Regions from separate parts of the Mus musculus genome. Here all the other regions are linked to region 3. The links are chromatin loops, found by intact Hi-C in ENCODE. Cell type or tissue: gastrocnemius. All regions are shown on one strand. Each heading gives the region's core, and the rest is flanking DNA. Links, peaks and the distances in the headings are about the cores only.

Region 1 (5,347 bases), core at 217-5,216, 130 kb after region 3:
GAAATAATAAAAGTCTTCCCACAACGATAAAGTCACCAATAAATGGAAATAGATTCCACCCCCAGCTCCATGACTTCCTATTGTCGTAATTGAGACAGACAATTGAGAATAATAAAATGTATAATCTACTTCAAAGACATCCTCTTACTACCGTGCTAATCACCAAGAATACTTTCAAGAGGAAGTTGTAACTGTGGAGCAGTGCCCAGTAAAGTCAATAAAAGTGGGTGCACTGGCTGAGAATTGAGATTAGTCTGACACTGAGGTTAATGGAGTTTGGGGCTCTCTAGAGACTAGGTAGGCGACTCTCTGGCTTCTGGGCTTGGTCAGCATGGTGGTTTCTTAATACTTACTTTTCAAGAGACCGGGTGAAGATTTCAGCCTGGATCTGGGAGAAGAAGCAAGATGTGGAGTTTTAAAGGCAAACACAAGCTGGAGTTGAGGTCTGGGGACTGAAGGAGCGGGGGTACTGGGAATTCCAGAGGAAAGCTGGTCAAGAATCTTTCCTAGAGCCAAGATCTGGCCATAGGAATCTTGTAGTTTTAAAAAAGAATGTCTCTGAGAGGTAGTGCTATTTCATAAACTTTTGAGTAGAGCAGAGACTCCAGGAGAGGCTTTGCTGGGATGGTCTTACCACCATTTGAACCAGGATAGACAGGTTCTCCTCCAAAACAACTTCCTCTCACCTTCTTCTGCCTGACTTTACTCACCCAGAGTTCCTTGAAATCTTTTAAAAGATAACTAATACTTAGAGTTGAAATGTAGGTAGCTCTGTGGAGAGTAAATTTCTTGTGAATGGTGTACAGCGTTCAATCCATTGTCCTGCTGAAAGGGGGATCAAAGGCTGTCTGTCCCTGAGCATGCAGGTCATCCTTCCAGGCTCACGAGAGTGTGGTGTCTAGCACGGGCTCACTGACCAAAGAGCTTGCATTCAGCTATGCGGGTTTGCGCCTGTCCAATTAGAGGCCAGGCTGAGATAAATCCCATCATCGTGTGGCTTCAGACATGATTCTTCCTGCCTTCCTGCGCTAGACAGTTTCGGAGATGACAGTGAGCAGTCAGCAACTCAGTTAACAGTACCGTTAGTGCGGCAAAGAGTTGAAAATCCTTCACAAATATCGTAAGTGTGAACAATGGGTGTTCTAGTAATAAAGCGTGATGATAAAGTAATAAAAATCTGGCCTATAAAGGTGTTAAACCTGCATACAGCTTATATTGAAAGCTGAGTAGGATGTTTGCTCCTCCTGGCTGACCTCAAGCCCTGAAGGACTATGGAGGATGGTACAGGTGTCAGTGGGTATCTGAAGGGCACAGTGGCACTCCCAGGATTGAGGGTGGGGTCGACCTCCTTTGAGTCTTCAGTAATGTCCATTCATCTTCACCAGCAGCTAGCTCATCTTTACGAGGTATCTTGGTTCTGATATGGGAATCACAAGCTGCCCCCCCCCTTTGGTCTCATTATTTTATGAATTGGAAGTTGGTAGAGGATATTGAATCCACGGTCTCAAACATGCTAAACACGTGGACAGGGGAGCTACCCCCTCGATTCCTTATTCTAATCTGGTTAAGATGTGAAGCTGATTTCTAGGGGAGGAGCTAAGGATAGCAGGGGAAATTCTGTTTTCATTTTAATCTGCCCTAGAGAGTATCCAAACAGAATAAAACATCACAGCAAAATAAAGTGACTCACAGGCTAAGAACATTTCAGTGACTTAAAGTCCATCATGAGTCTGACTACTATTTCCTATGTACTTTTTTTTTCAAATTCTTTTTTATTTTTTATTAGATATTTTCTTCATTTACATTTCAAATGCTATCCCCTTTCTTAGTTTCCCCTCCGAAAATGCCCTATTCCCTCCCCTTGCTCCCCAACCCACTCATTTCCGCTTCCTGGCCCTGGCAATCCCCTATACTGGGGCATAGAACCTTCACAGGACTAAGGGCCTCTCCTCCCATTGATGACCGAATAGGCCATCCTCTGCTATATACGCATGAGTCCCACCTCCTGTTTTCTCTGATTGGTGGTTTAGTCCCAGGGAGCTCTGGGGGTGCCGGTGAGCGAGGTTGTTTCTGCGTTGATGCAGTAGCTGTTTCAGGAACATTGGCTTGATATTTAATCCAGTCTTGGGAAGATAATTGAAAAGCCAGGAGGACATAATTGGAGCTGGGTTTCTATACTTCAGCATTCTTATCACGTTTATCAAGTAATTCTACCCAATCTGGTTGTGTGGAGTAAATATAGTATTCATTAATGATATCTGGTACCTGTTACACATACTAATTGTTTATATAATGGGAGGAGTAATCTCAGAAACACGTTCCTTTCCCATTCACCAACAATTAACTGTGGGATGTTTGTTCTAACTACCATTAGAATCACGTTCCAGTGGTTTTGACAACCGCTTTAAACTCTACTATATGCTAAATTTAGAATCGCTATCACAACCAAAATCACTGTCAGGCTGGATAGGATGGGAAAGAACGCAGAGAAGGAATCGCTTGGCTCTTGGGAGATGGGGACGGTAAACTTTACTCTTAGAATCACAAGACAGTTTAACACAAAAAGAGAGAATCTTCTCTCAGCAAAGATCTGCCAGCCCTAACTCTAGTTACTGTCAATGGATTCACAACGTAAAATTCAACTTGCTCCCTCTGGCTAGGGCCTCTGGCAACCCTCTTCATGGCGATCTGGGCACCTAGGTAGGCGTTCTCATGCCCAAACACCATCATTTCGCTGGTCTGTTCTGGAAACTGACCGCACTTTGGCTACTCTCAGCCAGTTTACTGGCACCCACAAGTTAAAGCGAGAATTTTCCTGACAGATGCAAGGGTGAGGGCCTGGGCGCCTAAGGACTTGGCGCAATCCTCCCTGGGCCTGGCCGGTGAGGAGTGGGATAGCAACTGGCTGGTCCCGGGGGCGGGGCGAAGAGGGGCTGACGCTCGTCCTCCTACAAGCGACACCTTGCAGCTCGTCCCCCTCCGATCCGCGCCCTGGGAGTGGCTTGCGGCTGGGGAGGGTGACCCAAAGCGAGTGTCAATTCTCATCACAGTCCCGCGATCCAGGGCCAAGTGCAGGGGCGGGAGGGCCAAGGTGGGCACCGGGTCGCCACCTCGAGCGCCCCTGCGGTGGCCCAGGGCAAGGGCGCACGGGTAGCCGAGAGTCCGAGGGCGCCGTGGGAGTCCGCGTCCGGATCCCTGCACCCGCCCGAGGGCGCAGCCCGCCGCGCAGTGGGAGGCAGCGAGGCGGGGACCGGGCGGGGACCAGGCGGGGGCGGAGCGGAGCTTCCCGCCGCCTCGTCGCCTTCGTCCTCCTACTCTGAGCCGCCGCCTCAGCCCGGCAGAGCAGCGGGAGTCCGCGGCGCCCGCTCGCTGCCGCGGGATGGGGAGCTAGCGCCACGGCGGCCGCGGTGGCCGCAGCACAGCCAGCCGCCGCCCCCGGGCCTGTCCCGTCGGGTGCTCCGGGAGCCCCGAGCCCGGCCCCGAGCCAGGCCCACGGGCGGCGGCGGCGGCAGAGCTGGGCAGGTGTCTGCGGCTGGAAGATGGCGCCCTCGGGCTCGGGCGGCGTGAGGCGGCGGTGCCGGCGGGTGCTCTACTGGATCCCGGTGGTGTTCATCAGCTTGCTGCTGGGCTGGTCCTACTACGCCTACGCCATCCAGCTGTGCATAGGTGAGTGGGTGCCCGCGTCCCGAACCCCACACGCTGTCCCCTCGCGGTCCCGGGACTACAGCCCCGCTCTGCGATTGCTTCCACTCTGTGCATCCGCTGGGTTCTCCCCACCCCGCCGCGCGCCCTGGGCGCTTCCCAATACCTGCTTGCCTGCCGCCCCAAACCTCTCTCCCCACCACCACCACCCCAAGCGGAGGTCAGCCGGCCTCCTGGAGACCTCCTGCACTCTGTCACTCCCTTGGTCTCCCCTTGCCGCTTTTGGGTTACTGGGTCACCTCCACCCCAGGACGCACGGCCAGGAGTACCCCCTTCTGCCTTTTACTCACCACTGCCACCCCAGCCACACCCTCTCACCGAGCAGGACAGAACAGGGGACCACTGTGGTCACTGAGGCTGGGAAGCTGCCCTGGAGGCCGGAGAAGCTGCCCTGAAGGCTGGGCCAAGAATCAGAGCTGCGCCAGATATGCGATGGGGAAACACTGGCCTTAACCTCGCTCGGATGGCAGAGCCAGCTTCTTTTCTGATGGCCATAGACCCACTTTTTAAAAAATGATAACAGTACTCACGAGCGTTGTAACCGCCTGTGTGGTTTGAGGGTTGATAATTAGCCACTTTCTAATTCAAAAGGAGGCAGGAAGGGCGAGCCACTAGAAAGTATCTTTCGAAGACCTGTGAGAAATATAGAAGACTATAGTTTAGATGCTGGGAAAATAGAGAGCGGGGCAGGAAAACCATCATCTGAAGTGCATAGCATCCAGAGAACCAAGTGCCCCAGTCCAAGATAAAGCTCCTGAATTGGTGGGTGGGGCACTTTCAGCACTGAAGATTTGTTTTTTTAAGGTTGATTATTCATAAGCAGGGAATACAGTTATGAAGCTTAATGTAAACTTTCTGCCTTAGGAGGTTCCGTGAAAGCTGATGTGTGTTATCAGGAAGAAATGTTCACACAGGGGATGACTCTTCTGCCAGGGATACGTGAATATTTTGTCTGATGTTTACCCACTGAACTTACTAACCTTTGCCCTAACCAAGTACTAGCCTAGGGTGGGACAAGGAGGAAATAGGGTCTGTTTCCTTAAAGCTTTGCAACTTGAGTAGTTTCAAAGCTTCGTGCATGAAGTGCAAAACCTTCTCTGAAGCCATCTCAGCTCCAAATGTCGGTCCTATGAGAAATGGTGTCAAGATGATAACACCAAAATAATTTTGACATCACTTTCAAGATAATTGAACCTATCTTCCCATTTCATATAGTTTTAAAATTTGCTATTATTACCTTGTCGACTAGATTCAGAAACAACATTTTAATCCCAATTAGGTGAAAATTCTAATTTTTGATTTAAAGATTTTTAAAAGTGGTCTATACTGACATCTTCCTGACAATGCATAAGAATATGTAATAAGTAGTCATGTACAATGTACAGGAAGAGCGTTAAAGAAAGAAATTAAAGTTTCTGTATTAACAGTTAATCTGTAAATAGGTTGCTTACTGATATATACTGTATATGTTATGTAACTATTGGGAAACTTTGTACTGTTTGATTCCTTCATCTCTGGGAAATAATAACATCATTTGTTGCAAAAGAGGAATGCCCTAGAAGGCCTTCACTGTCAAAATAGCCAGCTTGTTCTTTATTATCACATTAAGCTAAGAAGCTTAGCCTGGCATAATAGCTCATGTCCG
Region 2 (5,313 bases), core at 1-5,000, 85 kb after region 3:
CAAGCCGCTCTATAGGACAAGGTAAGAGGTCGTCTTTCCAAAGGTCAAAAGGTCAGCATCAGAGCAGCCCCGCCTTGTTCCCAGAGGCTCTGGTAACAAGCTAGTGAGAGATGTTTGACTGTACCTCGGCTTGCCTGAAAGCCTGCTTTTATCGTTTCTGTGGGAAACCGAGTCTAAGGAATTTCTTGCTGGGTTTATATTTGGCCTTTCATGTTATGAGGAAAAACTAATAATATTTATTGTAAAAGGTGTAAGAAGAAACCTCATGACTACTAGGGACCATGAGGGAACCAATGTGTCCTCGTAGAAGCTGCAGCTGGCCATTCACCAGTTCCAGAAATTCTCATGATCTTTCCCAATCAGAAATACATGAGCCATTAGCTTACACTAACCAGTTTTTGAAATTGATTATATATTTTTTAAATTTACAAAAAAACACGTGTCATATAACTTCAAACATTGTTGTTCTTGGGACTGCCTCAGTCTTTGTTTGTGGGTTGGCTAAGAAGCCAAATCCTTCCAGGTTCTCTCCCTTACCACCCTGTCCTTACTGAAAGGACCCTGCTGTGTAAGGTCTGTTCATGTCTTTAAGGCAATTTCTCTGCCTTTGCCAGAATCTATTATGTTAAATTTCAGATTATAGTCTGGAGAATTTTTTTATGTTCAGCTTCTAGGGGAATGTGAAGCTGTACCTAATGTTGATGCCAGTTATTCCTCTCAGGAACAGAGAAGAGACAGGGCAGTGACCATGGGGGTGTGAGTTCAACTCCCAGCTGCAAAAGCACTCAGCGCCCACTCGGTGCATCTATTGTGTGGCCTCCCTTAGTCACTGGATAAGAGAAACCTAAGCATCTCCTCCTATCCATTCTTTCTCTAAGCTGTGTGTTCAAACACTGAAAGGCATGTCTCAACAAATGAAATCTAGATACTTAATATATAGTATATGTCATATATTTAATATCTTTAATATATAATGTATTCTTTCAAAAAATTAGCATCACTGTATTTGGTTCAGAGCAGAAGGTTGTTCTCTTGTTTTAAGAACTAGAAAACAGGAGAACTTCGTGTCACCTTTTCCCATGCTTAGAACACTATCCACGTGTCCTCTCCTTGCTTCTTCCCGTGCGCCTGCTAAGGGCTGTTGCAATAGACACCTAAGCAGCACCCCTTCACCAGCTCTTCCTAAAACTCAGAACGAAAGTCAAAACTGCTGTGGACAGCTTGTCCAGTTTCCCATTGTCTATAGGAGAGCACACAGGTTCCCAGCCCCACCATCTCCACAGCTCCTCCCTGGGTCCTGTCCTCTGAGAGCCACCTCTCTCCCTCACAGTGTGTGCTCCTTCAGGTGCGCTTATCCCCACGGCTGAAACCATCCATCCATCCATCCATCCATCCATCCATCCATCCATCTTTCAGAATTTATCACTCATCTCCAGATTCGCAGAGCACTTTACCACCATGTTTTGTATGATCCTTTGTAATGATGATTTCTGAAAATCCTGTCTCCCATCTGAACTGTTGGACTGATTTACCATAATAGTGTCTCTTCCTGAGGGTAGCTGCGCATTCAACGTTCCTTGGTAAGAGTGTAGTATTAACCCCGTAACTACAGTGTCGTCTTTTTCCCTGAATGAAAGTCATCTGCGGTAAACCATCATGGCTCATGCTTACACTTTTTACAACCTTTGCAATAATTAGCATCTTGTACTAAAAGAAAAATACTGCTTTTTCTTTTTCATGACCTTTATCTAGATGAATTTAAACGTGCTGTATACGTAGCTACTGGACTGAAACTTTCACCACATTTGGTGAACACTGTCTTCAAGATTTTTGATGTTGACAAAGATGACCAATTAAGTTATAAAGAATTTATTGGAATTATGAAAGACAGACTCCATAGAGGGTTCCGGGTAAGCCTGCAGATTTCAAACCTCTTGATAATTTGTTTTTAAATCTGAGTTCAGAAAAAGTTTGTGTGAAATTTTAAGACTATAAACATGGAATGCTTTTAAAAAAAAAACTTTGTAGAGCCCTTAATCTGCTTTCAAAAAAGTGTGAGGTGATAAAAGATAAATTTTTAAAATATATTAATAAATTTCATTGTTTAATTCATTCCTATGTTCAGTTAGGGAGTGTCTTTATCGCTATGTGGGGGGATGGTATGCTGGTTTGGTTTGGTTTTTTTCCATAGTCTTCCCATTAGCTTTTAGACTCGCTAGTAAACATCCCTGCTCCTCCCTACACATCGGATGCTCACTGTAGGGAACGGAGGCTTGAAGTCACTGCAGTCAGTTTTGTTCCTGTACTATTTTTATAATCGACATACTAAAAAGTCACAGAAGTTCACTTGTCCTTTTCTCAAAATTATTTTTTTAATTTCTATTATAATGTGGCTTACTAATTATTTACATATCTAACATATTTAGTGGATATTCCAGAAACGTAAGAGGAAAAAAAATCCTTTTAAAATTAACAGCTGCTATAGTCAGGGATAAACACTTGCAGTAGAAAAATCCATATATAGAAAAAAATATCATCTTAGTCATTGAAATTCAAAGATTTGTTGAAGGACTTTGCCCAAGCTGTCTTGAAAAAGCTGCTGTTGTACTTAAGTGCCACCTAGTGGACACTAGAGACACTCATAAGGACAGATGTAAGAAATAAGAAAGCTAAGGTTCTTGTGACCCATGCTGTAAGCCTTTGGCACGGTTTTCCCTCTGAAGCAGTGACTCTCACTTGTGTTCACCTCTCCATGTGCGCCTGCGCTTCTGTCATGGTTTCCTTGTGTTTACACACATTCTTACAAATGTTTAAGGGGCAGATACACTCATTGCATGTTTTTATGGGATACAGAGTAGAATCTTGTTACATAAATACTTTGTGGAGTGATAATCTAATTAATGTAATCTCATACTTGCTTGTAGTGCGAGCCATTTGATTCTATTTCTAAGCAGGTCTGAAATGCACATGGTTGTTAGCTTTGGTCACCATTCTGTGACCATCTTGAGAAGGGATTTCTCTTGTGTGACTAGAACACTGTGTCTTTTTGTTTACTTGTTCTTGTGTCTACCAACCCTCCCCACCTCTGGTAACTAACTTCATGCTGTTTGCACAAGTTTGCTTATAGTCAACATATAAATTAAATAATGCTGTAATACATTTGGACATTTGTAATCCTTTATTCAACAGGGTTATAAAACAGTCCAGAAGTATCCGACCTTCAAATCCTGCCTGAAAAAGGAACTTCACAGCAGATAAGTATGTTAGCTTAGGTTTATCCTAATTGTTTCAGTAACTATAAATAACCACCATTATTTTTTATAATGTCTAGACAATAGCTGGGAAGGGGTCGGGGTTAGATCGTAATGGTAGAACACATGTTCAGTCCTGTGTACCATAAGAAAAGAGAACAACTGATAGAAATCTAATTATCACCTGCAATTTGTAAAGACAAATGAAGGTGTTATATACTTTAAAAACTGTATGGTAAGGAGCTGAGGCCATGGCTCGGTTGGAAGGATGCTCAGCCAGCACGCATGAGGCCCCGTGCTCTGTCCCCAGAACCATGTAAAGCAGGGCTGGTAGGCAGTGCATTCCCTTTCCCAGCAGCTGAGACGGAAGCCCAAGGCCATGCTCAGTACCATAGCCATTTCCAGGCCACACTGGGCACAGATAAACTCTCTCAAAGGAAAAAGGAAGGAAGAAGTTGTTTGTTAAATGTGTAGTTCCATTCCTGTGCAGGTACAGTGTAATAAATCTAAGCTGTACTTTGTAACATAACCTGTAGCACCTACGGAACATGTGTCACTGCTTTGGAGGAGCATGCTTCTAAATGGTGGCCACAAAAATGGCAGCTTTACTGTTAACGAGTTTAGGTGCATGACAGTATCACGACAGTATACTGAGCATCCCGCTTCGTCCTCACACAGAGATATGTTTCTCACCCTTGCCTGCATTGTTGAGGCTCAATCCTACAGCCTGGGGCATGTGCGGCTGCCGCTTTACCAATGGTTTACATCCCTAGCTCTTGATCTTTGTGGTTTCCAACTCAGGAGTCTCTTGCTTCTCTCTGCAGAGTACAGGGATTATAAGCCTCAGCAACCATGCCCCGTTCTAGATTGACAACTCAGTTAACAACAAAAAGAGTCAAGAATTAGAAAGTGATCTCTCAGGGCAACTTGCTAGTGAGTGACAAACCATGATTTGAGCTCCCCTTGTTCTTATGGTCAAATTATTTTTTTACTTAATATGTTATCACCCTTCATTGCAGTAACTGAGGATGAATCAGGAAGTCTGTCCTGTTTTTGTTTGAATCAAAGAAATATTTAAAACATATTAATCTCCAGAAAGATTAGTTTTGTTTTTTTTTAACATCAATAATAACTATATCCTGTTGGTCGGCTATGTTAGATTCCTATGATGGAGGTTTTGTTGCTTATTTTAGATGAGTATATGTTCTTATGTATATGTCTTACTAGTTCTCTCAAGTTTGAGGCATTTTATCCGTTCCCTAGAGTGGTTTGTAAAAAGAACAGTTTCTTAGAATCTTTATATTTCCTGTGGCTATGATAGACTACTTTGGCAAAAGCAACTTAAGGGAGAAAGGCTTTATTCTGGCTTGCAGTCTAAGGGAACACAGTCTGTCCTGGCAGGAGAAGCAGCTGCTCACACCTCATCATAGTCGGGAAGCAAAGGGCAGTCACTGCCTCCTGCCACTTACGTCCCTGGCCCCGTTCACACTGTTCACAATCCCAGCCAGAGAGCGGTGAATCACTCACCTCACACTATACAACCACTGTACCTCCCACAAGCATTTCCAGAGGCCTGTCCCCCAGGTGACTATAGCTCCTGTCAAGATGACAACACTAACCAGCCATCACACTTTGTCAACTCTGAGACGTGTAAAAGAAATATGTATCGGCTTTCGGAATGCTACTGTTTGTTTTTATCTTTCTAAAAAGAACCTGCAGTGTCAGCATTTTGTGAAGTAGCTTTGAAGTCTCACATTATGTGGAATCCACATTGGAAAGCTGTGGTTTAAAATACTGAGAGAAGAGCAGGCTTATTTATCTGTTTGGGTAACTGTTGGGATTCAGCTACCTAGGATCTTCCATACTTGTATTCTGAGAAGCTGTGTGCTGCCTTACAGAACCAGACCAATGCACTGAAAAAGCAGTGCCATCCCTGAACATAGTGTCTAACTCTGCTTGTAATAGCTTCGCACCAACACTGATTGTCCATATAATAGACCATATGGCATAGAACCATAGCTTAAAGTGATTGCCTAAATCTATACCTCTCTGAAACTGAGTG
Region 3 (5,347 bases), core at 159-5,158:
TATTCCTAACAAATCAAGCTACAGAGACCTAAAAAGGTAATAAAGGCTTGTTTTCTATAACAATTGAAGTATATGAAAAACTGGTTCAAAATGGCAACACGGCTTAATCTACAACTGAACAGTGGATTAGGGAACATAATTACAGCAACTTTCAACGCTTTTTATTATCTCACTATTAACGTGTCCAGAGATGCTACGAAATTGTTTGTTTGTTATTCTTCCATTTCAAGTAAAGAAACTCTTCTTTAACTAGACTTCCTTCTCTGGAATGAACACCACAGAGATATTTTTATTGTGATGACGTACACATTAGATCATCACATTCAAGGAAGTTAACTTTTCCAAGAGAATGAAACTGCCACAAACACTCCCTCCTAAGTGGCACTCTTTCAAACAAGGGGTCTGTCCATAAAATGTAGGGAATAGTTTTTAACAACTAATGGATTTGTTGTCTCTTTAGAATTAGGTAGAACTAAAACTGGCATTACAGAGAGAGGGGTACAAGTTTAATCTATAGTAACATCAATAATGAGAATGAATGACATTCATTTTGAAAATCAGAAAATGGACTAGTGGCTTAAGCTACCTCGAGATTTGATATCGTGACAAGCTGACGAAAGCTTACTTATTCTTCCCTTAATGAAAACTCTGAGCTAACTAGTACAGTTTATGAGAGACTGGAGCCCAGCCTGTAGTCAAGCTGCCCAGAAGTTTAGCCAGACCAGAGCGAGGCGAGTAGGGAAGTGTCCATCCCTTTTGGACAGGTTGGGGGGGCGGGGAGGGCAAACAAATAAGAGGAACGGAAAGAAGTCTTAGGAGTTTCTTAAACTTGGCAGCTGTTCGGAAGACACAACTCGTCTTTCTACAATGACCAGTCTAGAGTGAGAGGCACCGGCACACAGAAGTAGAAGAGATGGCTGAAGCTAGTATCAACTACGTAAGCAACGACACTGCCAGTCACCGCTTATTTGTCTTGAAAGTAGGTTGGAGGAGATAAGACAAAAACCAATTACAGTGCGGATGTTACGAGCACAGATCATGAAGTTAATTTTTTTTAATTGTCTGATTTACAAATGGTCTGGTTTGAATTCCATCCTAACAAAGAATGCTGATTCGCCATTACAGCCCCGCTAAAATGTAAGGTCCGTGAAGGTAGGGAAAAGAAATTAATAGAACAGGAAAAGTAAGGGGGTGGTGGTCGGGCATGGTGGCGCACACCTTTAATCCCAGCACTTGGGAGGCAGAAGCAGACAGATTTCTGAGTTCGAGGGCAGCCTGGTCTACAGAGTGAGGAGTTCCTGGACAGTCAGGGTTATACAGAGAAAGCCTGTCTGGAAAAAAAAAAAAGTGGGAGGGGTGGGAAGATATGGTGCCAGATATGAGCTACCTCTTTTTGAATTGTTGGTTATTATGGTACCATAGATGCTCCCAAAGCATTACATTTGACCGCCATTGCTCTTGATTATCCTCCAGAACCTGAGGGTAAGACCCTATCGCTGAAGATACCACACACTTGAGTCCTAGGACACAGAGGAGTCAAGATGGTATGGACCTGGAAACTTCATCCTTACTGGCTGTGTTCCAGATTGACATGTGCTATGCAGGCCACTGGGGTAGGAAAGCAGTCAACAGTGTTACATAACTGTGAGCTCGGTGAGTTACTGTAACCACAGGCCTGGCAAGATACACTCACTGCTACATTTGTGGCATAGATAGCATAGGCACAAACAATCACCAGCTTTGAAGCGCTCTCCACAAGACAGGACTCAACCCTATTACCACTAACTGGAATCACAACCCATGACTGGCCAGGTCATTGGGCCTAGGGCAGAACCTAATACTATTTTCCGCAAAATGGACATAGTGATAAACTGCCCAATAAGTTCTTACATTTGTATCCATTGATTAATGCATTTCTCAAGCTCATCAGAAGTCTTTATTTGGTTGATTCTGTAGTAGACCGCAATTAATACAAAGCCCCATTACCAGTCAACCTGCAGAGAATAAGACTTTGTAAAACTGAACTTAAAATGGGATGTCTATATGCCCTGCCTCCAGGATCACATCAGAAGGGGATGTGTAAAAATAATAAGAGCCAGAAGAAATAGACATCTGCAGAAAAACAGTATTTCCCAGATATGACAGCTCCTCTGCACAGGTGAACTCTCAGGGGCGTAACTTCATATACATGACCTGCTCAAAATCAAGCCAGTTAAAATCTTCCAAAGAATGGGGAAGAAGCTGGCTAAGTTCTGACCTTAGATAAGGAGTTACTGTCAGTTGACAACTGCTAGGACAAAGACTGAGTTGGTTTTCTTCAAGGCTGTGTTCTGTGAGAGGCTACCCACCCCATGCTCCAGTCCGGTAGCCCAGCCTGCCGCCTATGCATACACAGGCAACACTGTGTGGACTCAGTAGCTTTTAGGAAAACAGAGCACATGAAGATGACAAAGGAATGTTGGGAAAGAGATGGGGGCAGGGAACCGAGAGGAAGCTTGTATGGGGTGGATTTAAAACACATTATATGTACGGACCAAATCTCCAACAATAAAAACTAGAAAAGCTACCAGTCCACATCAGACGTATGTAGCTATGAACTCTGAGGTATTGTAACAACTGGCCTTGGAAAGTGCACTACGATCTCTGGCATATTTTCCACGGTCAATAAAATGCCTATTCGTTTAATTGATATGCATGTTTAAAACTTTTTCAGAAACCTCGAGCACTTGCTTTAATTTCTTGAATTTATTATTGCTCACAATTAACAATTATTCTGTTATATAATCCAGAGAGGTAAAAAAAAATGTAACTTGACTCTCAAAAAATGGGTACATTTGGAGAAATGTATCCTTAGTCTTGAAAAACAAGCTAGACATAAATCCACTTGCTGCTACTGTGGAAAAGCGGCTGCTGGCCTCACCTGGGTCAGCCACTAGAGGACGGTGTGCTCACACGCCACGACTTTGCTAAAGCCCTGCAGGGATCCTGAGAGACTGAAATGATTGCTGCCAAGTTTCTTTGCCCAGCTTCTGGTCCTACCCTTGGCAGATCCTGCATGTAATTCTGGCTTCCAAATGTGGAGAGGAGAAAAGAAAAAAGTAGCAAAGTTAGAATGCGTTAGGTGATTGGCAAGATTAAAAAGTCACATAAAACTGTGACAATGTCAGGAGTCTTGATGGGGAGGAAAATGCAGGTCAGCAGCCACCGTGCAGCTGTCAGGACACTGAGAAAGTGTTGACGCTGTGAATATTTGACTCAAGCTATTCCTGCAAACAGGCTATAAGGTTCTAGTGCGCAGTGAAACTTGGAGCGGAATTCAAGGACAAGAGCTGAGTCAAGTAAACGGAATGACTGGGAGCCAGTGGCTGGGTTTGGAGTCCACTGCTGTCAAGTATAACAACTACTAGCTTAAGAACTGTAAAACTGTAACTCTCATAAAGCTGTGTTTGCTGGAATCGGCAACAAAATAACAGAATTACAGCAGCAACACATGCAATGGGTTTTGTAAAATAAGACCTGAAAAAATTCTGGCAGCCTTTTATGTCTTTAGCAAACTGGGATTCATCATAGCTCCCTCAAAGCTGTCAATTGTAAGCTGTGTTTCTAAGGAGCTGTTCCCACTGAAATTTATTTTGAAGCTCCATCTTTTGTTCAGCTGGAAGACTGCTGATGTGGGTCTCTGAACCTGGGATAATTCAATCGCACTCTTGCTACCCTGAGGAAAGAAGTCCTCTGCCCATTAGATTTGTATAGATTCTAGGTAATTTTATAGAAAACAAATATTTTTATTCTTTCATAAATATAACGTTCTGTTTGTTTGTTTGTTTGCTTACTTGCTTGCTTGCTTGCTTGCTTGCTTACTTACTTGTTGAGACCGAGTATTGCAATACAGCCTTGGCTGGCCTGGAACTTGCTGTTTAAACCAGGCTGGCCTCAAACTCACAGTGATAGCCCTGTTTTATCAGTGGCAAAAAGTTACATTTTGGGGGGAGGGAGGGGGATAATAGATTCTTCTCTCATTCAATACATCCCACATCTCGATCACAGTTTCCCCTCTCTCCACTCCTCCCAGCTTTCTGCTCGCCCAGATCCAATCCTCCTCTATCCCCTCTTCAAAAAAGATCAGGACTCTAAGAGAAGACAATCAAACAAGACAAACCAAGATCCAGTAGGACAAGATAAAAGCCATCATATCTAGTCTGGACAGAGCAACCCAAAAGCAGGAAAAGAATCCCAAGAGCAGGCAAAAGACTCAGAGATACACCCACTCCCACTGTTAGGAGTTCACCTTTTAAAATAATCTAGGATTGAGCCTAGGGCATCCCAGCTCCCCAGATTTTAAGTTCTTACTGCTTAATAGGCAACGGCTATCCTCTTAAAAGGTAAATGCTGTGGAACCCTCCTGGAGCTGTAAAGTCTAGCTGTTGCATACAAACAAATGAGGAGGAACGCAGAAGGAATGGGGAGTTAAGGTCCTTCCCTGGAACTAAGGAGGTTCATAACGCCGCCTCTGGAGAAGGGGAAGCATTTCAGTTAACACACAGGAGTCCCGAGGAGAGGGCCAAAGAAAGCAGAGGCTGAGAAGGAAGCCAGATGAGCCAGTTTCTCCTGGCAAGTATGTCTTAGTTAGGGTTTTACTGTTGTGAACAGACACCACGGCCAAAGCGCGTCTTATAAAAGACAACATTCAATTGGGGCTGGCTTACAGGTTCAGAGCTTCAGTCCACTATCATCAAGGCAGGAACATGGCAGCATCCAGGCAGGTATGTGGTACACGAGAAGCTGAGAGTTCTACATCTTAGTTTGAAGGCTGCTAGCAGAAGACTGGATTCCAGGCAGCTAGGACGAGGGTCTTAAAGCCCATGCCCACAGTGACACACCTATTCCAACAAGGCCACACCTACTCCAACAGAGCCACATCTTCTAATAGTGCCACTCCCTGGGCCAAGCATAAACAAACCATCAACAAGTAGGAATTAATTCTGTTGTTTCCTCTGAATCCATGTCTCTAGTACCACCCAACCTAACACCCTATGATACTCCTTTCAAACTTCATGGAAAAATTTAGTAGAATAATATCGATGGTAAGCTGACTTTACAGACTAAGTTTTACAAGTCTGTCTCTTCAAATTCTTTAAATTCTCCTGCCCTTAGAGTCAGAATTCTAAGACAAAGAAGGGAAGAAGATTCTAGCATTCAGACTCAAATACCAACACTTCATCAAAACAAACCCATAGATAAATGTTTTATATGTGCACGTATAGGCTTAGTTTTTTTTTTTTCAAAATCTACTTTAATTATGGTTCTCTAATGCTTCACTCTCCCTTCTAGCTCACCACTCACCAGA
Region 4 (5,347 bases), core at 264-5,263, 200 kb after region 3:
TAACAAAATCCTAAGCATGGTATAGACAGTAAACCTTAACACTCTCACTACATCACTGTCCTTGAAGAAGACAATAAAAAGGAAAATAAGGATAACAAACTGGTGCCAGAATTCCACCACTGACTAGCCATAAGACATTTTAAAATAAAAATCCAGCTAGGCAGTGGTGGTGCACGCCTTTAATCCCAGCACTCAGGAGGCAGAGGCAGGTGGATTTCTGAGTTCGAGGCCAGCCTGGTCTACAAACTGAGTTCCAGGACAGCCAAGACTAAACAGAGAAACCCTGTCTCAAAAAAACTAAAAAAAAAAAAAAAATCCAAAAGGTGGTCCTATACTGAAACTAAGTTAGTTACGTGAGTGGACAATTCAAATAACTTCTGAATCAATACTACCTGGCAAAACAAGTCAAATGCGTTCTGTCAATAGCATGTTTTTACCAAGAGAATATACTCAAAATAATTCCACAGCAACTATTTCATAAAAATGTGTTTCTGTAGGCACATTTTATATATATATTTGTACCATTTATACCAAACTAAAATAGGACACACACACACAGTGTACCAAAAATAGAATACATGTGTGTGTGTGTGTGTGTGTATATATGTGTGTGTGTGTGTGTGTGTGTGTGGGTATACAATTAAAATTTGTTTATTATTATCAGCAATGAAGTAACCACGACATCTATCACCTAGTTATCTATCCTAAAAACACTCAGTTCCACTACATATCATCCTTCTACTCCTAACAATTTTATACTTGAATTCCTGATAGTTTTGACTCAACTATATGTCAGACTTCAGATTTAATTAATACCTATATATTCAAAAAGCCTTTAAGACTTAGTAAAAACTGTTAAGTTCTACTTTATAAAACCTTTAAAGCAATGAAGAATGACATGAGCAAATCTATTTTCGCCACCAGTTTCTAGAAAAAGAAGGTACGACTCCCTGGCTCGTATGGGGTCTAAGAAAGTTGAGTTCCCTCACTATTACCTTTTTAGCTTAAAAAACAGCATGTTCATATGTACATGATCTCTACAATCACCTAATTTTTTATTCTATAAACAACATATTTCAGTAGAATAAATAATGTTTTTTTATTCTATAAAGAGTTTATTCTATTTCCTTTTGCGTTACATTTCAGGAGGACTTATTTAACATTTTCATTCAAATGTGGTGGATGTAACTTATATAGTACCTCTATTTATATCTTCACTTAGTAGGTTCTTAATGCCCAAAACTTTTGTCATCAGACCTTTAATGTTCTCTACCTAACAACCAAGAAAAAGGCACTGATGTCTTCATACTTCTCTCATTTTGAAAAAGGCCATTCCTGTAAGCAGTGAGTCAGATCCTGCCTGGTGCTGAGGGCCTATGCGCTCCAGCTCTAACTGCTCAGCAACTTCCTGTAATCCACCCTAGAAGGAAGAAAAGTTGCTTGTCAAATAGAGAGGACTTTGGGACTGGAATTCACAATTACAGATTTAGACACTGACAAAAATATGAATACATTTTTAATATGTAAAGATGAACCTTGTAAAGATGGCAAGGGGATTGATAAAATATGAATCTGTAATTTATCTGTGGACTATAAAAGCCTTTTTTTACCAGAATATGAAATTCTAATAGGAAAATTTTATTTTAATTATACATCTTAAGGCAAGTTAAGCATGCCTTAACAACTTTCCAGAGATATGAAGGAAGTAGATCATATTCAGGGTAACAGTAATAAACCATACTCAGTGTCATTAAAAATATCTGCATCCCCTAAAGTATTTAAAACTTAGTAAAACAAAGACAACATGAGTGTTCAGACCACTGTCATTGTCAATCTACCACATAATTTCCATTTTCTCAACTAAAAAGAGAATTTTACAAATATACAACTCTTTTAGAATGGTTGCTCTGATCTGCTTATATTACTATAGCTATGACTGAGAAAAATAACGAGTGTCAAAGGAAAAGAGAAGAAATAGACAGACACAGAACAGACTACCAATCAACTTCCTCCTTAAAATACAAAGCCTTTACTATCCTGTAGTCACATCCTAGCCTGACAGGACTCCTGCCAGCAACGGTTTCTAACATTGTGTGCACCATGCATCCTTGGCAGCTGCTTAGAACACAGCAGCAGACTAGATATGAATGACTGGTAGCACCTTATTGCTAACATACACTTTTAATGTGAGCAGCTCACATAGCACTCAATAAAATATTTGATATTTTTAGATATTTCTGAATATATAGAAGAATAAAAAATTAGGACTCTGTTTCTGAAAACTATCATTATACCAAGCTGTCAATTAAAAAAACAAAATACAGCCGGGCATGGTGGCGCACGCCTTTAATCCCAGCACTCAGGAGGCAGAGGCAGGCGGATTTCTGAGTTCGAGGCCAGCCTGGTCTACAAAGTAAGTTCCAGGACAGCCAGGGCTATACAGAGAAACCCTGTCTTGAAAAACCAAAAATAAATAAATAAATAAAAGAAACCCTGTCTTGAAAAACCAAAAATAAATAAATAAATAACCAAAACAAAACAAAACAAAACAAAACCAAAAACTTCCAGAGCCAGCCAGGTGGGAGCCTTAGATTCTCAGCATGCCACTCATCAGTGTAAGTAGTCAGAATACTCTGCTGGAGTTCACTTATGAGGAAACCTCAAATGACACAGGATTCTGTGACTTTCAACTGACAGTCATGAGATAATCTTTCAAGAAGTTCTCCTAGTTATTTGGCACCACACCTACAACAGTGACAAATTACTTCTGTCCTACAATTCTCAGTAAATTGTTGAAACTAAAGCTTCCACATTATAATTCCTCTATTCTTGCTTAAGAAAAACTATTAAATTCCTTACTGTTTCCTAAAGCAAAGCTCTGTCTGTATTTTTCTAAAACCTAGATAGGGAAAACTTGGCCAACCTTGGTTTTACTGAAGACAGGGACAATATTGGCTACACATACACTTGTTTCCTTAGTTATAACTTAACATATCACACCAAAATCCAGCAACTAAAAACCCACTCAGTGTATTGCCAGGGATCTGTGCCAACTCAGGGGAATTTGCTCTTGAGCCAAAGTAGTACTTTTCTTTAATCAGGAAATGTTTGTTTTGATAAAATTAATGTCCAAAGGTTAAAAATACATGGCTACATATGTTCAGTATTATCAGAATAAGCTACTGTCTATATAGAACCTACACATTTACTATATAGTATTTATGCCTAACCAGTTTTAGCTACGAAAATAACAACATCATACTTTAACAAGAAAGAATAAAGGAGAGTCTCTAGTCAGGATAATCTGAAGGAAAACCACCTTAGAACACTACTGAGTGTCTCTGCCCCCTGCTGGCCAACCCCAATCTGTATGCTTGTGATAGTTCTGTGTGCTGGGAGTATGAGAACCTCTGTAATACAGGGCTCTGTCAGTGTACACCTCACACTTTCATTTCAGTTGATGACCCTCAATCTGGCATCAATAACAAAAACATGGCCCTTAGCTTGGCTTTTGTTAAAAATTTATTCTGGGGACTAAAGAGTTGGCTCAGCAGCTAAGAGCACAGCTGTTGTGGAGGACCAAATTTCAGTTTCTAGCACCCACTAGGTGGCTCACAAGTACCCATAACTCCAGTTCCAGAGGGTCTGACACTCTCTCTTTTAGCCTCTGCTACCTCTTGCTGTAAACTTCCACAGAAGTGAGTGAGAGTGTGTGTATCTTAAATATATATATATTTTTAAAAGATTTATTTTATTATTATATGTAAGTACACTGTAGCTGTCTTCAGACACACCAGAAGAGGGAGTCAGATCTTATTACGGATGGTTGTGAGCCACCATGTGGTTGCTGGGATTTGAACTCTGGACCTTCGGAAGAGCAGTCGGGTGCTCTTACCCACTGAGCCATCTCACCAGCCCTCTTAAATATATTTAATGCAATTAATATATCAACATTATTCTGGGCTGGAAAAATGGCTCAGCAGGTAAGATAACTTGGTTGGAAAGATAGCTCAGCAGGTAAGAGCACTTGCTGTTTTTGCAGAGGACACAGGCTCAGCCCCAACACAGCATGGTGGTTCACAACCATCCATAACTATAATCTAGGAGATGGGATGCCCTCTTCTAACCTCCTCAGACAGCAGGCACACATTTAGTGCATATACACATGCAAGTAAAATACCCACATACATAAAATACAATTTAAAGTATCTACAACAAGACAAAAATCCAACCAAGGAAAACACAAAACCAAAACAAACCTTATCCTGTTAAGATAAATACCGCAGCTTTGAAGAGAGATTGTTTATTAAGAATAGGATCAGATAATTTAACTAACTTTTTTCTTTTTTTTGGAGACAGGGTTTTTCTGTGTAGCCCTGGCTGTCCTGGAACTTATTCTGTAGACCGGGCCAGCCTTGAACTCAGAAATCTGACTGCCTCTGCCTCCTAAGTGCTGGGATTAAAGGCATGCACCACCACTGCCCGGCTTAACATAACTTCTAAAACATGGTTTAAAACATTCAGGCCTAAGATATTATAGAAATTACTTGGTCTAAATTGTGCTTCTCAACCTTCCTAATGCTGCATCCTTTAATACAGCTTTGTTGTGGTGAACCCCAACCATAAAACTATTTTTATCGCTTCTTAACTATGATTTTTCTGTTATGAATCATAATATAAATATTTGTGTTTTCCAATGGTCATAATTGATCCCTGTGAAAGGGTTGTTCAACTTCCAGGTTGAGACTCATTGGGCTAACTAATGTGCTAGTTCCGGATAAAGTCATCTGAAGCCTTACTTTGAGATTTTTGCAGCTCTTCATGAGGTACTTCACATCATAAATGACAGGAAAAAATAACCGAAGGATCTCAAAGAAATCAAGTTCTTCCTCAGGCAAGTTAGAGTTGGTCAGAATTTTGATTAAATAGCCAAAGTCATAACCACTAATAAAAAGATTAAAATAATTCAGAAAAAAATACATTAATACCATACAATGAAAGAAATTAGTTTTTCAGATAGAAAGTTAAACAAGTCATACTATAGGCAAAAGGATTAACAATAACGTACACACAGGAACAATGAAAAGAAACACGTCCATAACTACAGTGCAGAAACTGATCACTCAGCATCTTGAACACATGATAGTATAAATTTAACTCTACAGTCACTAAAATAACATTTTTCTGATATGTAAGCTGGAGAGATGATGTTCAAACATGAGTATTTTTGACCCCCAATACCCAAGTAAAAGCTGAGTGTTTTATGTCAACCACACAGACATGCAAGTGCACACCCCAAAAGATAGGTTCAGTAAGGTCACTGCCACAGTGAATGGGAAGGTATGTG
Region 5 (5,347 bases), core at 83-5,082, 110 kb before region 3:
AGAACACCACGGTTTCACAACCGGTGAGTCTAAATGACACACACACACACACACACAAATCTTTTTGTGCTCTCAGAACAGCAACACTACATGCAGAGAGAACGCATGGAAGGAACACCAGACTCCTATAAATATCTGCCCCAGTGGGGGAAATTTCATGCCAAAATGTACAGCACATGTTCGATGTTCTATCTTTTAAATCTTTAAATGTTCTCTTTCTAAAATGTATTGTTTTTATTTAGCTGTTTCTCTGTATTTTGTGTTCATGTGGGTGAGTGTTTTATGTGTCATGGCATATGTGGAGATCAACAGCAAGTTGTAGAACTTAGTTCTTTCTTTCTACCGTATGGGCTCTGAGCATAAGACTCGGGGCATCAGGTTTAACAGCAAGCACTTTTACCCCTTACCCCAGCTCACTTGATCGCTGATCTTTAAAATCTCTTTAGCAACCCCTACTTAAATACATTTACAAAACAAGTCTGTAAGGAATTACTTCCTCACTCAACATCTTCCTGTATTTTAGTGATTAGTTCACTAACTGGATCCAGTTCATTAACTGGCCTTCTCATCTCTTAAATGATTAGTTCATAACAGGATGTAAATTAGTGAAAATCTATCTAGAAATGAAAAGCATCATTCTGAGTGGCCTATTTCCAAAACTCAAAATACAGTGGGGCAATGGAAGTGGTAAATGGGAGGGGGGGAGACACAGAGTTACTGTATGAGAACTGACAGGTATTGGTAAAGGTTTCATTAGTGAACAGTTTCCTATACATTTTACAAATGGAATAAAACAAAGATGGTTAAGGGGTAAAAGGAACAGAAATCTTGTCCGAAAGAACTAGGGAGAGAATCCTGAAAAATTATGTGACACACATTACTATACAAGAAATGACAAACTTTTTTTTCATGAAAATCTAAAAAGTCAAAGTTGAGTTTCAAGTTTAAAACAACAATTTAAAAACTCTTGTCCAATCCCCCACCCTTGTTATAGTCTTTTACGTTCAGGAATTTCAAGAAATGCCTGAAGTTGTGTTACAGTGAATTGCCTCATTGTGTGATGTGCTTAGAGGTCTGTAAGAGCAGCCGTTTGAAATGAGAATTTTATACAGCAAGACTATCTATCTACTTTCACAGAGAAATCGATGGGTATCTCTCAGCATCTTTTGGCCACCCATGAACAAGTCAGAATATCTCTGATTTTGCAAATTAGTAGCAAATATAAAGTATTTATCACGTTGAATCTCACTTCTTTTTAGGTAATTTTTTTTTTCCATTTGAGGCCATTAACTGATCTGGGAGATGAACAACAGGAACAAAAATCTAACTTATTCCTTGAAAATGGATTGACAACTGGTGTGAATTTCTGCCTATCACTTTAAGATCAAGAAAGTGAATGCTAATAGGGTTGGTTAACTATCCAGTGTTGACTTGGTTCCAGTGTGTGGACCCTGATTTTCGAATAGGCAGGATCACATAAGAATGTCAGCTGTAAAGGTGAAAAGGAATCTCTATTCTCAATTTTCTGCTTTGATTCTTCCTTTATGTGATCTTTTGTTCAACTTCTTCTGTTCTCTTTCTTTACCCCGCAATGGCCCTGTCTGTCCCTTGGTCTGATTTCTCAGTTAGTGTCTCCTGTCTCCTCTTTCTATGCCCTCCTTTTCAAGTCTCCTAAAGGGAGCCCGCCCCCTCCCCCTTTGGTCTGAGTCTCCTCTTTAAAATCATCTTCAGACTCTCAGATCCTGCTTTTGTTTTGTTTTTGTTTTTGTTGTTTTGTTTTATTGGATATTTTATTTATTTGCATTTCAAATTTCCTGATGCCCCCCCCCCGCCCAGAATCCTCCATCCAATCCTCCCTCCTCCTGTTTCTATGAGGGCGTGCCCCTACCCACCCACCCACTCCTGCCTCCCCGCCCACTCCGAACGCGCCCAATCTCGTCAGATGCCGCTTCTGTATTCAGTGCTCCCCAGCTCACTTTGGTCATTTCTCTACCTGCTCTCCTTGCTCTATGAAGTCCATCTGTTAAGGTTGCTGACTGCTGGCAGATTATGTGCCTATACTAACCTAGTCTTGACCATCAAAATAATAATTCATGTGTGAACCTTGTGATTTTAGTCATTCGAGGACCATGTTCTCAGGAATGCAAAGCCGATCAGAACCATATATGTTGTACCGACACATTCCCAGAGTGGTTGTTGTCCGTGGTGGCGGCGGTGGTTGGTGGTGGTTTTGTTTGGTTTGATTTGGTTTGGTTTTATGTACTAGGAAATTAAACACTAATGAATATACACTTCATATGTATAGGACTATTTTTAGTACAGTATACTATTTGACTTTGGTCAAGAAATACCATCATTGGCTATGTTTAAAAAGAAGAGAAAAGGTAAATTTAACAAGCTTAAGGAATATAATACTTGGAATTTAGACGCTGCAATGATTTTCCTTGGATGTCTGCTAGATGGCGCTAGAGCATGTGTGTAGCATTGAACGGGACAGCTGCTCAGTAGAAAACGGGAGGCAAACAGATGCTTCCATATATTTCAGAGTATCAGATTCTGTTAGGAATTAAAGAACATACAATAATTAGAATTGCAAAAATCTAACACTTCTGGGAGGAATACGTTGTATCTCTGAAAGGAAATATCCATTAATATTTATTACATATGTATTTTTACCCTGAAGTAGCTTCATCCATATTTAGTCAGATACATTTTTAAAGTATTTAAAAAGTTTTATCCATTAGTTAATGATATCGACATTTTCTGTGTGTTTTAAAAGTTCTTCAGTCAAGGGAATAGCTTCCAAAAGCCTGAAGGAACTTGGGTTTCTAGTATTCTGCCAGCTTTGCCTTTGATCAAAAGTGGCAAACACCGTCTTTCAAAATTGCTCAATTCTCAAATAACTTTAAACAGTATCAGGGGACACACTTGATTTGGGCCATTTGTGTGATGTGCATTTAGACATACGTATATCTGCTCTGTGGATAACTATTTAGAAGTGAGTATTAATTACTTTTAAAACTTCTGTGATCAAACAACTGATAAGAAGTAGCTTAAGGAAGAAAGGATTTCTTTTGGCTCTCACTTCAAGGATAGTGAGACAAAGGGAGGGACAGCCACGGTGACAGGAACCACAGACATCTGGTCACTTTGCATCTGCAGCCAAGCAGAGAGAGACGAGCACTGACGCTCAGATCAATTTCTTCTTTTTATTCAGTCTAGGATCCCAGCCCATGCAACGGCCTCATCCACATCAACAAGGGGGTCATCCCATCTCATTTAACCTCATCTACAAAATCCCAAATAAATATCCCCAATGGTTTCCATGGTGATCCTGAACTTTGCCAAATTGACAGTCAATGTTAAATATTATAAATGGCGATATTCACAAGTACTTACAGACTTAACTGTACTTATACCTTTTGGGTATTTTAAAGTTTGATAATAGGCCACATTTATCAGCAAGTCTGCTGTGGAGGTCATGGGACTCCCTTCCACCTCATCAAAAGAGTGTGAGTTTAAAATGACCCATGGGCATCCTACTTAGCAGAGAGAGAGAGAGAATTAGTGTCTAGTAATTTTCAGAATATCTATTTTCTCATAGGCATGATATCAATAATATACACAGATAATTAGAATTATTTCCAATTTTTATTTTCAGAAAGTATCTGAGAATGAGGTGATTATAGTTGATATCCAGCACTTAAATATATTTTATAATTTGTCTGCATAGCAAATATATTTGACTAATTCAGATTTTTCCATTAAAGGGATTAAAATTAAGTCTGTCATTTGTAACAAACTCTCCACCTTCATTTGAGAATCCTTTTATATCCTCAGAAGTGCCTTGTAGAATCCCTAACTCAATAGACTTCTCCTGTCTTATTGGTAAAGCCTTTACTTTGTACTCAAAATACAGAATTTAAGGACACATTATCCTCTACACTCGACTCTACAAGTAGTGTAAATAGTTGGAATACCCATTTCATCAAAAGTGTCACATTCGTCTTCATCTTCTTGACTTACTCTAAAAGATGCAAATAAGTAACTCATGGTAGAAAGAGAGAGAATAAAAGGGACTTTCATCCTATTCTCTAACTATAGATCGTGTGAAAACTTCACAAGCTTTACAGAGTTGTTGATGAGCCAACTGCAAGGGTCTGAGGCCCCGGCATCTCATCCACCCATCAATCGATTCATCCTTTCACTCATTTATGTAATATTTATTGAGCACTCATTATGAACCAGAAACTTTTATGAGGCAATGAATTTTAAAATAAATTATAACAGTCTTCCAATACATCTAGAAATTCATAGAATGCAGTGGTCGGGGAGATGCTTAATCAAGCAGGTGAAACACGGTGAGATGCATGTTATGTTGAAGGTATGCATGGATGTTGGGATAATGGCAATGAGAATCCAAGATGGGCTTCCTGGAGCAGATAATAGATGACACAAAGAGGAATCCTCCAAGTCACCTTGACATGTGGTAGGAGCTTTAAGACCAAACATGCAGAAGAAAACAAAAATATAAAGAGAAAATACCTCAATAATAAATCCTCTCACTTTATTCACTATTATCAAATAATATAAAAATAGACCATAATGGAGTCTAAGAGCTGAGTAATATTCTGTTTGTATTTAACAATTTTGCTGAGATAACCATTAGAGTTATCTATTAATTTGTAAAAATTAAGAAGCCATTTCTTACTGTAAAGAGTTGTAAAGGCTACATGAGTTTATGCATGTGGTGCGTTGCAGCTATTAATTCCTTGCCATCTTTGGTTAATAGCCCCAAATACCAAAAAAAATAAAAAAATGACCTGGAGTTTGGAGAAACATCACAATGGAAAAAGTACTAGATATGATGTTAGAAGACTTGAATTGGTGCTCAACTTTGTTATGATTACTAAGTTTATTTATAACTTTGAGTCAATCGAGTACTTTTTCTTACAGAACCACGAGGGTAGACACCAGTGAAGATGGTGTCAGAAGCTTCTAATCACATCTGTGGATGCCTCAGTTTCTTCTTTGTATGTATTACTATAAGCATAGTTCATAAAAATAAAAATTTGTGTGAATATAAGTAATAAATTGGTTAAGTTGTTGAGGTCTGGCAACTAACAAAATATCTTAAGAGTATACACCAGGCTCTGACAAAGAAATACTTACATAACTTATAAAAAATAATTTATGTAGCTAGCAGCTCAAGAAAGCTTTTTAATTAAAAAGGAGGAGAAATAGTCACCATTTGACGCCAGATGTTCCACAACCTTTCTGTCATTGAAGGTTTGGACTTCAGAGGGACACACTGTTTGGGGGGATCCCGGAAGCTTCAGAAGGTAGG
Region 6 (5,332 bases), core at 333-5,332, 220 kb after region 3:
CTGACTCCTAATCCCTTGCCGATTAATGCAAGCAGTAAAAACTCAACTTGTCAAAATAGTTTTGTTTCTGATAGCCTTCGATGAAAGAAATAGTCCACTTTTTTCATGATTAAATTAATCCTTAGCTATCAATGAGAAGGGTTTAACTGATGGTTTTTGGTTTTTGTTTTGGTTTTTTGAGACAGGGTTTCTCTGTATAGCCCTGGCTGTCCTGGAACTCACTCTGTAGACCAGGCTGGCCTCGAACTCAGAAATCCACCTGCCTCAGCCTCCCAGGTGCTGGGATTAAAGGCGTGCACCACCACGCCCAGCTTTACCTGATGGTTTTAACAGCCCACTCCAGGGCTTAGGGGGACAGTTCATCTGGTAAAAGCACTTGGCATGCAAGCATGTGGACCAGAAGGAGTTCAAACTCAAGAATCTATGCTTAAAAGGTGCATGGCCCATGTGCTGGCAATTTACATGTTTGGAAAGCAGAGGCAGGTGGATCCCTGGGGCTTCCTGGCCAGTCAATGTAGCTTAATCAGGAAGTCTCAGGCCACCAAAAGACCCGTGTCAGTGCACCCCTCCCCCCAAACACACACACACACACACACACACACACACACACACACACACACACACACACACACGTACTTATTCACTCACACACTTCCCACTTCACCCTTACAAAAGGCATTTTAAAAAGCTTTAGTCATGTCCATACCATAGCAACATAATTATATTTTCGGATAACTTGACGGATTTTCTTCATCTCTTCATCCAGGTTACAAGCCCAAACTTCACAAATTCTTTGGCTATGATCTACGGTTGCTGCTGGCATAGTGACAGCACAAGGAGTCTAGATGTGGAGCATCAAAATGTTATACTTGATTGAAGATTTGTGTCATAAAAATACTTTACCCTTTACTTATGCACCTGTTGAAATAAAAAAACACCAATATCATGAATGTGAATTATAAAACTGGGCTGGTATAAACCTTATTTATACAAAGTTCATGACTCATAACAAAATCAAGTTTTAGACAGTTCCTTTTCTCAAGGTATACAGCTAATATTTAGAGGATAAAAGCACCACACCGCCGATTTCCCAACTGAATATAAATTTCACTAATTAAGATTTGCTCCGAGTTCAATTCACTCCACACAAAACTTTGAACCATTTCAAGCCAAAAAAAAAAAAAAAAATCAACAAAATCAAACGTTTCATAACAGAATGCTTGCTTTTATTCTTCTAACAAAACATTTAAAAATCTTACTCATTCAAAGCAGAGCAGAGGAAACATTTTTCTTAAAAATGTTTTGAAAAGCCATTAGGCAATCTCAGAAACAAATATAGCGGGAGGGAGAAAGAAAGAAAGAAAGAAAGAAAGCAAGCAAGCAGGTAGGCAGGCAGGCAATGAAATGTGTACATTTAAAAATTTCTAATTTCAAAAACTGGCAACCCAAGAGAGACCTCACGTCTCTGCCATCCACACAAGGTTCACGGTATACAATGGTAAGATAATTAATCAGACGGACAGGGACCAAACACACAATAACCCCCGACAAAACCAGCGAGTTAAAAGAGGGTGGCCTGGTGTCCCAAACTCCTAAATGTACGCTGGAGAAAACAAAAGGTGATGCAGGGCACGCCTTCTTTCTTCCTCCCCTCCGTCCTCACACCGGTCCCTACACGCGCTCTACCGACACACTGTACTTTAACCCTGCTTTCCTCCACCCGCTCTTCTCTACTGCGGTCTCAGGGGTCCCTCCAAGGGGCAGCCAAGGCCTTCTCATCCCTGAGGTCGCGCGTCCTCCGTGGGCGAGCAACGTGGAGAGAGCACGGCCGCCTTCATGTCAAGGATAAGTCGCTCGGCTGGCCGCCGGCCAGGAGCAGGGTGCCTATTCGCATGGCCTAGAGCCAGACCGACTACCCCCAAAAACCACTGCCGAGGACGAAAGCCACCGGGGCCCCAAGTAGGCCACCGCCCTCCACTCGCAATTTCCTTCCCACAACGAAGTCCCAGGTACAAAGCGGTGGCGTCATCACTGCGCGCCGCGCCCCTGACAGCCCCCACCCGCCCCCCGCCCGTTAGCACCGCCGTCCCCCCGGGCTCCCCGCCTCCGCCAGTTCCGTCCCACACAGCCACGCTTAGGCGGGCGCCATCGCGCGCGCCAATCTCGGGCTCCCCACTCCCAGCCCCTTTTCCCAAGGCGCCCCAGCACGCCCGGGCCCCCGCCGGATCTACTTGGGTCTCTGAGCTCGCGCTCCTCCTCCTCCTCCTCGCCATAGAGCTAGCACCCGGCGGCGGCGGTGGCGGTGGCGGTACCGGCGGCGGCGGCGGGAGCCCCATAGACGCCTCTCGCCCTGCGAAAGGGGGAAAGGGGAGCTGGAGCGGCGCTCGGCCCAGCGCGGCGACGTCGCTCCTCGCACGTCCCGCCGAGGGCGCGGCCTGATGACGCCGGGCGCCGGGTGGGCGGGGCCCTCCCTCAGGAGGCGGGGCGGGCAGGTGACGAACGCCCCGGCGTTGGAGCAGCTGAGCCGGCAAGGCGACCAGGCCTAGCTAACTGACCCCGGGGTGGTGGTGGCCCGGAGCACACCGGGGTTCCGTCCAGCCGACGAGTCGCCCTTCTCCAGCCGCCCGCAGTGGTAGCTCGGACCCCCGGGGCCAGGGACTCACGAGCGCGGCGTGTGGGAGACGGCGCGGCCCCTGGGCACCCCGTCCGGGCCGTGCTCGATCGCCCGGGAAGCACTGGGCTAAGCGAGGAGCAGCAGGCCAGAACCTTGTAGGGCCTCGGGCCCGGGGACCCGAGGAGGATGAGCTGGCTCTTTCCCCTGGCGAAGAGCGCGTCATCCTCCGCGGCTGGGTCCCCTGCCGGCCTCACCAGTCTCCAGCAGCAGAAGCAGCGGCTGATCGAGTCACTCCGGAACTCCCATTCCAGGTGACGACTGGTGGCTTCGGCCCAGGGTAAAGTAGGACGGGAGGGCGGGCTGCTTGCAAACACACCGTGTGCGAATCCGTAGGCCGCTCCATCAGCTGCCTCCTGTTGATGGGTCTTCCAGTGGGGTTAAGCGCTTGCTTCCCTAGTTTGTGTCCCTGGTGCCCCACCGCTGTTCAGCTCCTCTCTTGACTTGGCTCATCTCCACTGACAAACGGAGTCATCTCTCTTTAATCTGTATACAGCACCCCTAGCTCACACGCTAATTTTCCTTTTGATCTACCTGATTGTAGCATTGCCTTCGAATTGTTAACATGCTAAGAGACAGTTGGAAAGATAATTCCCAACAGTTTTATGAACTGAAAATTTAAACTGTTGCAACGTCAAAGAAAAGGGAAGCCAGTGTTTTTAGTTAACTCTGTCCTGGTGACAATCCTTTTGAGTCTGTAATTAAAGCTCACCCTGTTCCAATAACCTCTTTCTGTCTTGTAATTGTTAGAGTCTTTAGACTTCTCACTTTCTTCTATTTGGCTCCACACTTAGGACTTGCCAGACAACCATCTGCATTATCTGTTGTCTTTTGAGTTTGCTTGTTGTATTGTAGTCAAACTAGAAATACAGGAAATCAGATTATTTCGACTTTTTTTCTTAAATATAAAATTGTTTGCTGCAGTCTTTTTTTTAAATTAGATATGTCCGTGGCTGCTACAGGCTTTCAAATATTAGAGCTGCTTTGCGATATATGGATTTTACAATTAACTAACAGCTTCACAGCACATTTTATAAAGCATATTAGAGATCAACATGATTAAACTCTAGACTTTCAAAAACCTTGTCACATTATACACATTATAATATGTTATACAATATAATTATGTATGTATACATACCTACTCACACATCCATGAGATAATAACATCAAGTTATTGAACACACCATCAAGGGCTATTTTTGTGTTACACATCTATTTTCTTCCCAAGCAAGTAAGCTATAACCTAAAAAAACATTGTCTAAAGAAAAATTCACTACAAAATCAGTTTGAATGAGGCCTGTTGCTGACTGAACTGAGTTTCTTGGTTGTCAACTTCATTTTTGGTTGTAGGAAAGTTTCAAAAAGTCATTTACTGTCTTTTTAAGTAGAAAAGAGTAGCTATCCTTTATTGTTGGTTTCACTGTGGAAAATTCAACTCATAAAGTTGTCCCACTTTGTCGGGTGTGATGGCTTTTCCCCACTCATGGTAAGGTCATGATCCATGCCTGCTCTTAAAGCTTTGGGTTGGCTACACGAGAGAACAAAATAGACTTGTGTAAGCCAAATTTTATGTGGTGTGGAGCTTTCATAAACGAAGACCCCGAGTCCCAGGGAAACCTTTTTGTCTTAGGAGTAGGCAGTGGGTGGGAGAGTGTTAGGACAAAAGGGCACGATCTAATGGTGGTAGACTGAAATGGAGGAAACTAGCAAGTCCTAGATTTGAGGTGTGCTTGCTTGTTTGGTTTTGGTTTTTCTAAACAGGGTTTCTCTGTGTAGCTCTAGTTATCTTGGACTTGGCGCTGTAGGCGCCTTGAACTCAGGGATTTGCCTCTCTGCCTCTCAAGTGCTGCCTGCCAGTCTCCCTATTCTTAACTCTTCTGTGCAGCATTCCTTCTGCCCTGTTAGAGGGACAGAGCCCCTCTAGAAAGAGGATTTTCTAAGAGTGGCCTTTCTAGGTGTTAGGTTTCTTTTATCATCCATGAGGAAAGGGGACTCTTGTCTTTAGGACGACTTTCAGAGGAAAATGTGGGGTAAGAGATAGGAAGACAGCAGGAGAGTTTGCTTCCAATCTTCAAGTCTCCCTTAGTTCAAGGTATCAATAATACCCAAGAGCTATACTTATGATGGTAGCAATTTCTGAACTCCCAACATAAGTCAGCCTTACTCTAAATGGGGTTTTGTTTTGTTTGCTACTCTTGAGAGCAGAGTCATGGATAACTAGAGCTACACAAAGAAATCCTGCTTTGAAAACCAAACCAAAGCAAACAAACCCCAAACACTTGCAAGCTACACTCGCAAGATGTGTAAAATAAGGTGGCTAACTTTTTTTTAATATTTTTATTAGGTATTTTCCTCATTTACATTTCCAATACTAGCCCAAAAGTCCCCCATGCCCTCCCCCCTCACCCCCCTACCCACCCACTCCCACTTTTTGGCCCTGGCGTTCCCCTGTACTGGGACATATAAAGTTTGCGTGTCCAATGGGCCTCTCTTTCCAGTGATGGCCGACTAGGCCATCTTTTGATACATATGCAGCTAGAGACAAGAGCTCCGGGGTTCTGGGTGACAAACTTTTGAGAAACACTACAAAGGTTTCTGCCTTATAATGTCTACTTAGAAAACTGTAGACTGTGTTAGTACTACTATTGCAGAAACACG

Evidence for each region. Hi-C counts contacts between places; a loop is a spot of excess contacts. Peaks named below come from ENCODE experiments on the same cell type or tissue, not always from the same donor. Only the 100,000 strongest peaks of a DNase experiment are listed, where the experiment ranks them.
Region 1: a loop joins it to region 3, with 2.8 times the contacts of the local background. A loop is called at or near these places in 25 of 42 quality-filtered maps.
Region 2: a loop joins it to region 3, with 13 times the contacts of the local background. A loop is called at or near these places in 26 of 42 quality-filtered maps.
Region 4: a loop joins it to region 3, with 2.7 times the contacts of the local background. A loop is called at or near these places in 12 of 42 quality-filtered maps.
Region 5: it touches region 3 in a loop (2.7-fold over the local background); 11 of 42 quality-filtered maps call a loop at or near these places.
Region 6: a loop joins it to region 3, with 2.3 times the contacts of the local background. A loop is called at or near these places in 9 of 42 quality-filtered maps.

Annotation. Positions count from the first base shown.
Region 1 is chr8:40,420,504-40,425,850 of GRCm38, forward strand. It overlaps Zdhhc2 (zinc finger, DHHC domain containing 2), which reads left to right and starts at 3,312. Exons shown (of 13, transcript NM_178395.4): 1 at 3,312-3,666. The coding sequence starts at 3,540. In gastrocnemius, for the core only: no CTCF peak of the experiment used is centred there; DNase peaks (open chromatin) are centred at 2,994, 3,233 and 3,987; H3K4me3 peaks cover 1,797 bases; H3K27ac peaks cover 439 bases.
Region 2 is chr8:40,378,920-40,384,232 of GRCm38, forward strand. It overlaps Micu3 (mitochondrial calcium uptake family, member 3), which reads left to right. Exons shown (of 15, transcript NM_030110.2): 12 at 1-21; 13 at 1,753-1,910; 14 at 3,190-3,258. The coding sequence ends at 3,258. Among named protein-coding and RNA genes, the nearest start is that of Zdhhc2, 42 kb to the right of the region's middle. In gastrocnemius, for the core only: a CTCF peak has its summit at 2,618 (motif pointing left); a DNase peak (open chromatin) is centred at 2,703.
Region 3 is chr8:40,293,688-40,299,034 of GRCm38, forward strand. No RefSeq gene overlaps it. Among named protein-coding and RNA genes, the nearest start is that of Fgf20, 9.4 kb to the left of the region's middle. In gastrocnemius, for the core only: a CTCF peak has its summit at 2,933 (motif pointing right); DNase peaks (open chromatin) are centred at 1,615 and 2,957; H3K4me3 peaks cover 803 bases; H3K27ac peaks cover 3,022 bases.
Region 4 is chr8:40,494,496-40,499,842 of GRCm38, forward strand. It overlaps Cnot7 (CCR4-NOT transcription complex, subunit 7), which reads right to left. Exons shown (of 7, transcript NM_011135.5): 5 at 4,800-4,944; 6 at 1,310-1,420. Among named protein-coding and RNA genes, the nearest start is that of Cnot7, 15 kb to the right of the region's middle. In gastrocnemius, for the core only: a CTCF peak has its summit at 3,350 (motif pointing left); a DNase peak (open chromatin) is centred at 3,352.
Region 5 is chr8:40,185,260-40,190,606 of GRCm38, forward strand. No RefSeq gene overlaps it. Among named protein-coding and RNA genes, the nearest start is that of Fgf20, 99 kb to the right of the region's middle. In gastrocnemius, for the core only: a CTCF peak has its summit at 2,466; DNase peaks (open chromatin) are centred at 1,937 and 2,443.
Region 6 is chr8:40,509,309-40,514,640 of GRCm38, forward strand. Cnot7 (CCR4-NOT transcription complex, subunit 7) reads right to left here and starts at 2,446. Exons shown (of 7, transcript NM_011135.5): 1 at 2,232-2,446; 2 at 707-918. The coding sequence starts at 823. Vps37a (vacuolar protein sorting 37A) reads left to right here and starts at 2,475. Exons shown (of 12, transcript NM_033560.3): 1 at 2,475-2,925. The coding sequence starts at 2,801. In gastrocnemius, for the core only: a CTCF peak has its summit at 2,815; DNase peaks (open chromatin) are centred at 464, 799, 2,022 and 2,463; H3K4me3 peaks cover 2,821 bases; H3K27ac peaks cover 2,762 bases.